2 separate regions of the Homo sapiens genome follow, and region 2 is linked to region 1. A link is an interaction called in ENCODE POLR2A ChIA-PET data of the cell type or tissue named here. Cell type or tissue: OCI-LY7. All regions are shown on one strand.

What was found. ChIA-PET counts read pairs that join two places held together with the same protein. Peaks named below come from ENCODE experiments on the same cell type or tissue, not always from the same donor. Only the 100,000 strongest peaks of a DNase experiment are listed, where the experiment ranks them.
Region 2: POLR2A ChIA-PET joins it to region 1 with 9 read pairs; 3 of 35 experiments call an interaction of 5 or more read pairs at or near these places.

The regions. Positions count from the first base shown.
Region 1 is chrX:13,850,720-13,854,719 of GRCh38, reverse strand. It overlaps a transcript of GPM6B not described here. Among named protein-coding and RNA genes, the nearest start is that of GPM6B, 36 kb to the right of the region's middle. In OCI-LY7, a CTCF peak has its summit at 2,214 (motif pointing right); a DNase peak (open chromatin) is centred at 2,219.
Region 2 is chrX:13,720,784-13,724,783 of GRCh38, reverse strand. The region is part of intron 2 of TRAPPC2 (trafficking protein particle complex subunit 2); the gene reads left to right. It also overlaps a transcript of OFD1 not described here. Among named protein-coding and RNA genes, the nearest start is that of TRAPPC2, 12 kb to the left of the region's middle. In OCI-LY7, no CTCF peak of the experiment used is centred here; DNase peaks (open chromatin) are centred at 2,373 and 2,903; H3K4me3 peaks cover 1,184 bases; H3K27ac peaks cover 2,601 bases.

The sequences.
Region 1 (4,000 bases):
TCAGGGTAATTAGCATATCCCTCATCTCAAACATTTATTTCCTTTTGTTAGGAATGTTCAATATCTTCTTAGCTATTTGAAATGATATATTGTTAACTCTAGCCATCCCAGAGTGGTATAGAACACTAAAACTTATTCCTCCTGTCTAGCTGTAATTTTGGTTTCATTACTTATTTTTTAAAAGCACAGGTGGAGGTAATTGCATTAGAAAACATGTACTTTCATAGAATCCCTGGAAGATAACTTGCTGTGGAGAGAAACCTTCAGTTAAGGAGTCTGTATATTTAAATCTCAGTTCTAAGCCAAAAGCCATCTCTTCTCTTGTCAGCTTTCTCTCTGAGCTAGTACAGTCTTTCTTTCATGAAAATCTATGAAGCCAGCACCATCCTCAGATCCTTTTTGGCCCTTTGTAGTTCTACAGAATGGGGGCATTTTTTAAAAGAAGCAGCTTGAAATAAATAGTAATTTTGTTAGGAGACAATGTTGTCATGCCAGGCACACTTCCCTGCAGCAGTGCCTGGAGTGCCACAGTTGGTTTCAAATGGTGTGAAGCGGTTCCAGACAAGCAGCCGACCAAACAGAACTTGTCACCCCAAGCCAGAATTCCCCCAAAGCCATATCTGCTTCCTGCCACTGGTGGTATAGTTTCAAACCAGCTGGCTAGCCTACCTGAGATAATTTCATCATGTGAGGTTGTACAGAAAAGGGTTGACTTGACCAATCTGAGACTATCTTGGACAAGGCCAGCTTGCAAGGTTGGCCCTTGGCTGGCATCGGGAACTTGGTGGTAAGCAGTTCCCTGCAGTGATAAGAACTTTCCCTAAGTGATAAGGCTGGTTCAGGATGGCTAGACTGTGCTAACACTATGGCTTATGCTGAACACCTTTCCTTCCTTCCTGGAGTCTGGAATTTCAATATGTTTAGGCAGAGGGTGCCTCCATGACCAGCCTGCCTTTCTAACCAGCTTTTCTGGGCAGAACTGTCACACATATTATTGTGACTTCATTGGTAGGGGCAAAGTGTGCCCATGCGATATCTCCTGGGAAGAGAGAGCATAAGGAAGTCTGCATGTGGATTCTTCCAGACTCCACGTGTGTCTTTTTCCCTTTTTTTTTTTTTTTTTTTTTTTGAGGTGGTGTCTCACCCTGTCGCCCAGGGAGTAACCTCAGCTCACTGCAACCTCTGCCTCCCAGGTTCAAGTGATTCTTATGCCTCAACCTCCCGAGTAGCTGGGATTACAGGCATGCACCACTACGTCTGGCTAATTTTTGTATTTTTAGTAGAGATGGGGTTTCACCATGTTGGCCAGGCTGGTCCCGAACTCCTGACCTCAAGTGATTCACCCACCTCAGCCTTCCAAAGTGTTGGGATTACAGGCATGAGCCACTGTGCCCAGCTTGTGTCTTTTTCCTTTATGATCCTTGTATCCTTGTTAAGTTGCTGTAATAAATATTGGCTCTAAGTACAACTATATACTAAGTCCCATGGATCCTTCTGTCGAATCTCAGAACATGGGGTGGTCTTTGGGACGCAGGTACCTAAGTGAATATTTAAAGTAGTTTTCAGCTTTTTTCCTGATGAAAATAAGGTGAGAAGATACTCCTGGGTGCTTCTGGTGGGAGTACGAACATGGAACAACCCTTGTCGAGGACATGTTGTCAGTTTCTAGCAGATCATACATTCATTGACCCTTTGATCCAGGATTCCCACTTCTGGAAATTTATCCTGTAGCTGTAACAATACCTGTACAAAATGATACACATAAAAGGTTTTTGGCTGGGCATGGTGGCGTGCACCTGTAGTCTTAGCTACTTGGGAGGCTGAGGCGGGAGGATCACTTGAGCCCAGGAGTTTGAAGGTCAAGGCTGCAGTGAGCCATGGTCATGCCACTGCACTCCAACCTGGGTGACAGAGTGAAACCCAGTCTTTAAAAAAAAAAAAAAAAAGTTTTTGTTGTACTCTTCCCCCAGCCTTTATTTGTAATAGCAAAAGACCAGAAACTAGTATTGTCCTGTATGGGGCTGCTGAGTCTCTGAGGGTACATTCACACTAGGAATGACTGCAGCTAGAATAGAACGAAGAAGTTGTATGTGATTAATAGAAAGTTTTCTCATGTGAATTAAATCAAAAGCAGGGTACAGAACAGTTAAGTCTAGTACTGTGTGCTCCTTTTCTGGGCGAAGGGTGTGTGATGCTCTGAATAACTATTAAAAGTGGTGACCTGTAGGGGGCAAGTTAGACAGTGAATGAAGGCAGAAATGAGAACTCTGTGTATACTTCCTTATATTGCTTTCATTTTTGTGTCAATTACCTATTAAGTTTTTTTTAATTGAAAATGAAAAGAGCTGAGAGGAGGCAGTCTGCTTGAGGTGAATCAAAATCAAGGTATTATAAGTGAAATAAAAATTTTACATACTTAATTTTCTCTTTGTTTACATCAGGTATGGCCCATGAGTCAGCCACCTGTTTTTGTAAATAAAAAAATCTTGGAACACAGTCATGTCCATTGTTTTACATATGCTCCTTGGCTGCTTTTTTGCTACGGTGGCAGAGTTGAGTCATTGCAAAAGAGACCAGATGGCCCACAAAACCTAAAATATTGACTATTCTGGCCGTTTACAAAAAAGTTTGATGACCCTGCACCTGTAGTGTTTAGTTATGGCTTATATCAGTGTTGATGCCCTGCCTAAGGATATCAGGATGGATTGGAATTTGATTCATCTGTAGTAGGTAAGGCCAATGGTAGTCATTTGAAAGATGCCATTTTTTATAAACTCTGAGCAAACTCATGTTACGTGATTGCTGGGGGGTCAGGGGAGGGGGATTTTACTCTACAAAGACACATTAGTCTATTTCTAAAACCTGCCAAGAGAAATTTTAAGAAGCAATGAATGATCTCTTCTCTAAAGTGTGGTGCCTCTGAGACAATCTACCTTCCTGGCAATGATACCCTAGCTAAATGTTGTCTTTGAAGATTTATATCATCAGAATCATGGAAACTGGACCTCTCCAGGAGAAACTGAGGTCTGCACTGTGCAAGATGGGATCATTGTCCCTCGATTTCAGCTGGTTTTTTTTTTTTCATTGCATGCCTGAGGTGACTTTACCCATCCTTCCAGAACAAAATGGATTATTCTTTGAGATGTCTGGTGATTATCATAAACCATTATCATATGGTTCTGTGATATAGGACCGTAAGCAAGGCATTTGAATAATCATGATTTTATATGAGTAATGATGATAGCTACTGTTCACTGAGGGCCTACTGTGTGTCAGGCAGCGTGTAAGGTGTTTTATGTGTATTACATCTATTTAATCTTCCCCTCAACCTTCAGGGATTGATATGATCATTTTCACTCTACAGGTAAGGAAACCAAGGCTTAGAGTTTAAGTTACTGAAGAGGTGATGTTGCTGGTAAGTGGCAGAGGTGAAATTAGAACCCAGCTCTGGCTCAGAATCTATATTCTGTTCCATACTTCAGTGACTTGGAATGGGAATTAGTTACGAGGTAGAACCCCATTCAGATTAACTAACTTTTTTTTTTTTTTTTTTTTTGGAGATGGAGTCTCGCTCTGTTGCCCAGGTTGGAGTGCAATGGCACAATCTCAGCTCACTGCAGCCTCTGCCTCCTGGGTTCAAGCGATTCTCCTGCCTCAGCCTCCCGAGTAGCTGGGACTACAGGCATGCACCACCGCGCCCAGCTAATTTTTGTATTTTTAGTAGAGATGGAGTTTCACCAGTTGGCCAGGCTGGTCTTGAACTCCTGACCTCAAGTGATTTGCCCACCTTGGCCTCCCAAAGTGCTGGGATTACAGGCACGAGCCCCCATGCCTGGCCTAGATTAACTTTTTTTCAAAGAAGTGAGTTCAATATAGTTTTAATTTATTGGTAAAATGAATCATTACAAATATTTTAAATAACGATACCAATAAAAACAATGCTTTTATTCATTGCATGTCCTAAAGACTACATGTAGTTTCATTGACGTCTTCCATTGAC
Region 2 (4,000 bases), 130 kb after region 1:
TCAGCTCGCCCTCCATGGGCTGCACCCACTGTCCAACCAGTCCCAATGAGATGAACCAGGTACCTCAGTTGGAAATGCAGAAATCACCCATCTTCTGCGTTGATCACGCTGGGAGCTGCAGACCGGAGGTGTTCCTATTTGGCCATCTTGGAACGGATCCCTAGACGTTTTCTTAATATACCTATCTTGAGGTTCGCAGCCTGCCTAACCTTGTTTCTTCCATGCTTGCTATTTGAAAAGTCATTTAACAGAGAAAATGGAAGTTAAACAGGTCAGCATCCACCATTATTTCAGTGTGTAGCAAGCGCTTGAAGCAGTTGACCCTTCTCCCTTGCTTTTTCCTGATCGTAGCCTAAAAAGCCTCTTTTTTTTTTTTTTTTTTTAAATATATATTACACACTTCAACTCATTGTAGGCCTTTGCCCTTCTGATGCTAGCCTCACTGATTTCTGGTCCCGTTTTTATGTTCATTACTAGTTAGTGTCCTACTTCTTACATCTTCCATGTGGCCTCTTTAAATTTAAGGTAGTCAGAGAGCTCTTTGTATCACCAAGTTTATTTCTTTAGTCTTCTCCTTCTCAAAAGCCCAGGTTTCCCTAGCCACTGAAGACAGCTGCTGTTTCCACCACAAGTGAGAGTTCTGGCTCTCACTTGAGAGCCAAACAAGAATCTGTTTCCTTGTACTTTCCAGCTTCTGGGGGCCTCCTGCATTCCTTGGCTGTGGCCCCTTCCTTCATTTTCAAAGCTGTCAAGATCACATTGCTGTGACCATTCTTCTGTCACTTCCCCCTGACTTTCCTCTTTTGCTTCCCTATTCTACTTTTAAGGCCCTTGTCATGACATTGGGTCCACCTGGATGATCCAGGACAATGTTCCTATCTTAAGGTCAGCTGATGAGCAACCTTAATTCCTCTTTGCCGTGGGCCCTAACATACTCACAAGTTGCAGAGATTAGGATGTGGATGTCTTAGGAGAGGGGCCACTGTTCTGCTTGTTCACCTCAGCTAGACATATGGAAACCATCCTAGATTCTCCTCTTGTCCTCAATTTCCCAGTTTAATCTATTCCCAAATTCTGTGTAGCTACCTCCTCAACACCTCTGGGCCAAGCCTCTCTTGGAGATGCTTCAAAGGCCCCTATTTAAGGCGATGGGAAAATCGAGCAGACCATACATACACAGTCATGTCAACGCAGGTAATTCAGTAATGGCAGTTGCTTTATCTGTATTATATATTGGAATTCTAAGTAATACTTGTTTTTGTTGGTGAAGGGAAGGTGGAGGAAGTCACAGAACTTTTATAAAACGTTTGGAATCAGGCCGGGCATGGTGGCTCATGCCTGTAATCCCAGCACTTTGGGAGGCCAAGGTGGGCAGATCACTTGAGGCCAGGAGTGTGAGACCAGCCTGGCCAACACGGTGAATCCCCGTCTCTACTAAAAATACAAAAATTAGCCGGGCATGGTGGCACATGCCTATACTCCTGGCTACTCAAGAGGCTGAGGCAGGAGAATCTCCTGAACCTGGGAGGCGGAGGTTGCAGTGCGCTAAGATTGTGCCACTAGTTTGGAATCATTGATCTAGAGCTGTGCTGTCTAGTACTGTGGCCACTAGCCACATATGGCTATTTATGTTTAATTAAAATTCAGTTCTACATTCTCACTAGCCACATTTTTTTTTTTTTTTTTTTGAGATGGAGTCTTGCTCTGTCACCAGGCTGGAGTGTGCAGTGGCACGATCTTGGCTCACTGCAAGCTCCGCCTCCCGGGTTCACACCATTCTTCTGGCTCCGCCTCCCAGGTTCACACCATTCTTCTGCCTCAGCCTCCCGAGTAGCTGGGACTACAGGTGCCCACCACCACACTCGGCTAATTTTTTGTATTTTTAGTAGAGATGGGGTTTCACCATGTTAGCCAGGATGGTCTCGATCTCCTGACCTCGTGATCCGCCCACCTTGGCCTCCCAAAGTGCTGGGATTACAGGCGTGAGCCACCGCGCCTGGCCTACACTAGCCACATTTCTAATGCACACTAGCTCACATATTGGACAGCACAGGTGTAGAACATTTCTGTCCTCGCAGAAAGTTCCATAGATTGGACAGCGCAGAATCCTAGCGTGTGTCTTACCTTTGCTCCATACCCTCAAGTATTTGCTAAGTGTTTGCAGCTGTTCCCCTCCCGAGACAATGAGGTCATTTTCTCCCAGGGTTTTCAGTTCTTCCACTTCACCTGTCAGTTTTTCCTTGGCAGAACTGAATGAAAAGCTACAGCCCTTCTTGCTTCTTCAGCTGTTTACAAAATCAAATAATTGGCAGCTGAAGTCAAGCATGGAATGTATATAAAGAAAGCTCTGTCTCATCTTTTGCGCAGCTGGGTAGTTGGTAACAGCATCCTCATGCAGTCGGTCTTTGAGTTCCCTTTCTGTCTTCCTGCTGACTTAGCGCCATGCTGCTTGCCCATTCGTGGCTTTCCATATAGGGGTGAGTGTGGGGATGCATGTTATCTTGCTTATACATATGTGTACATATATTTCCTTCTGCTGCTGCTTTTGCTTTTTTTTTTTTTTTTTTTTTTTTTTGCTGCTGCTTAAATGTACTGAAGAAAGTAAGAAGCCCTTCCCTTGGCAAACTCCAGCTCTGAAATCTAGTCCAGCAAGAATTCATGATATCATTGTTTACTTGGTTCAAATTTCAACTCCCTGTCCTTCCCTTCACTTTGGAGAATTATTGCCAGTTCTTCTAGTTTTGCATAGCTTTTTTATCATTCCAGCTCGTCTTTGTTATCCACTTTTTCTGTTTGGACCTTTTTCTTATCTTTCCCCTAAAACAGGGGCAAACATTTTCTTTAAAGGGCCAGATAGTAAATATTGTTGGCTTTGTGGGACAGCTGGTCTGTGTCACAGGTGCTTAACTCTGCCATTGAAGCGTGAGAGCAGCCTTAGATGGTCGCAAAATGATGGGCAAGGCTAGATTTGGCCTGCAGTCTATAGTCCCCCACCCCTCCACCCCTGCCCCAAATAGCATTTTAAATCTTACGTCATCATGCCAGGAGTTCTGATCTGCCTTTTCTTCCATAGTCATGGCCTTCCAATTCTAGAGTTAAAAGTGCCAGCTGTGCCTTGATTTCCTTTATAAAATGTGTCATTCATTAGCAAGTACATATCAGATTTCTTCTGATTTCATTGTGTGTTCTGTGTGAATCAGCAGAAGGCCCAATGAGGCTTGCTAAGTCTTGGCTTCTAACACACCTCAGATGTATGTTCTAGGAGACTGACTGTAACTCCCGGTTTACTTGATTTCCACTCCGTGTTGAGAAGTTACTAGTCACCACATCCCAGTGTGCATACGGTCTCCCATGTTATTCCACTAACATTAATTGAGCATGTACTGTGGGTCAGACACTGTACTGGGTACTTTACATGCATTAGATTGTGTGATCCTCATAAGTGCACCATAAGGTGCTACAGTGTTAGCACTATTTAACAGATGAGAAAACGGACATTAGGAAGTTAAGGACTGCCTGTGGTCACACTGCCAGTAAGTAGCAGAGCTAGACCTGAACCTAACTTTGACTCCAAAGTCCTTGTGTTAAAAATACACACCGTGGGGTTACCTTGGGGTAAATCCATCCATGCCCCCACCCATCCATCATTCATCTAGATTTCAATTATCTGTGCTAAAAGCCATGGAATCACTTATATTTTTCCCCCCAGTTTCTCGTAGTTTCATCTCTTCTGCCAATCTGTTTTTTTTTTTTTTTTGAGACAGGGTCTCATTTTGTCACTTAGACTGGAGTGCAGTGGTGCGATCTTGGTTCACTGCAGCCCTGACCTCCCTGGGCTCAGGTGATCCTCCTGCGTCAGCCTCCTGAGTAGCTGGGACTACAGGCACATACCACCATGCCTGGCTACTTTTTGTATTTCATGTAGAGATGGAGTTTCACCATGTTGCCCAGGCTGGTCTCGAAGTCCTGGGCTGAAGCAATCTGCCCATCTCAGCCCTCC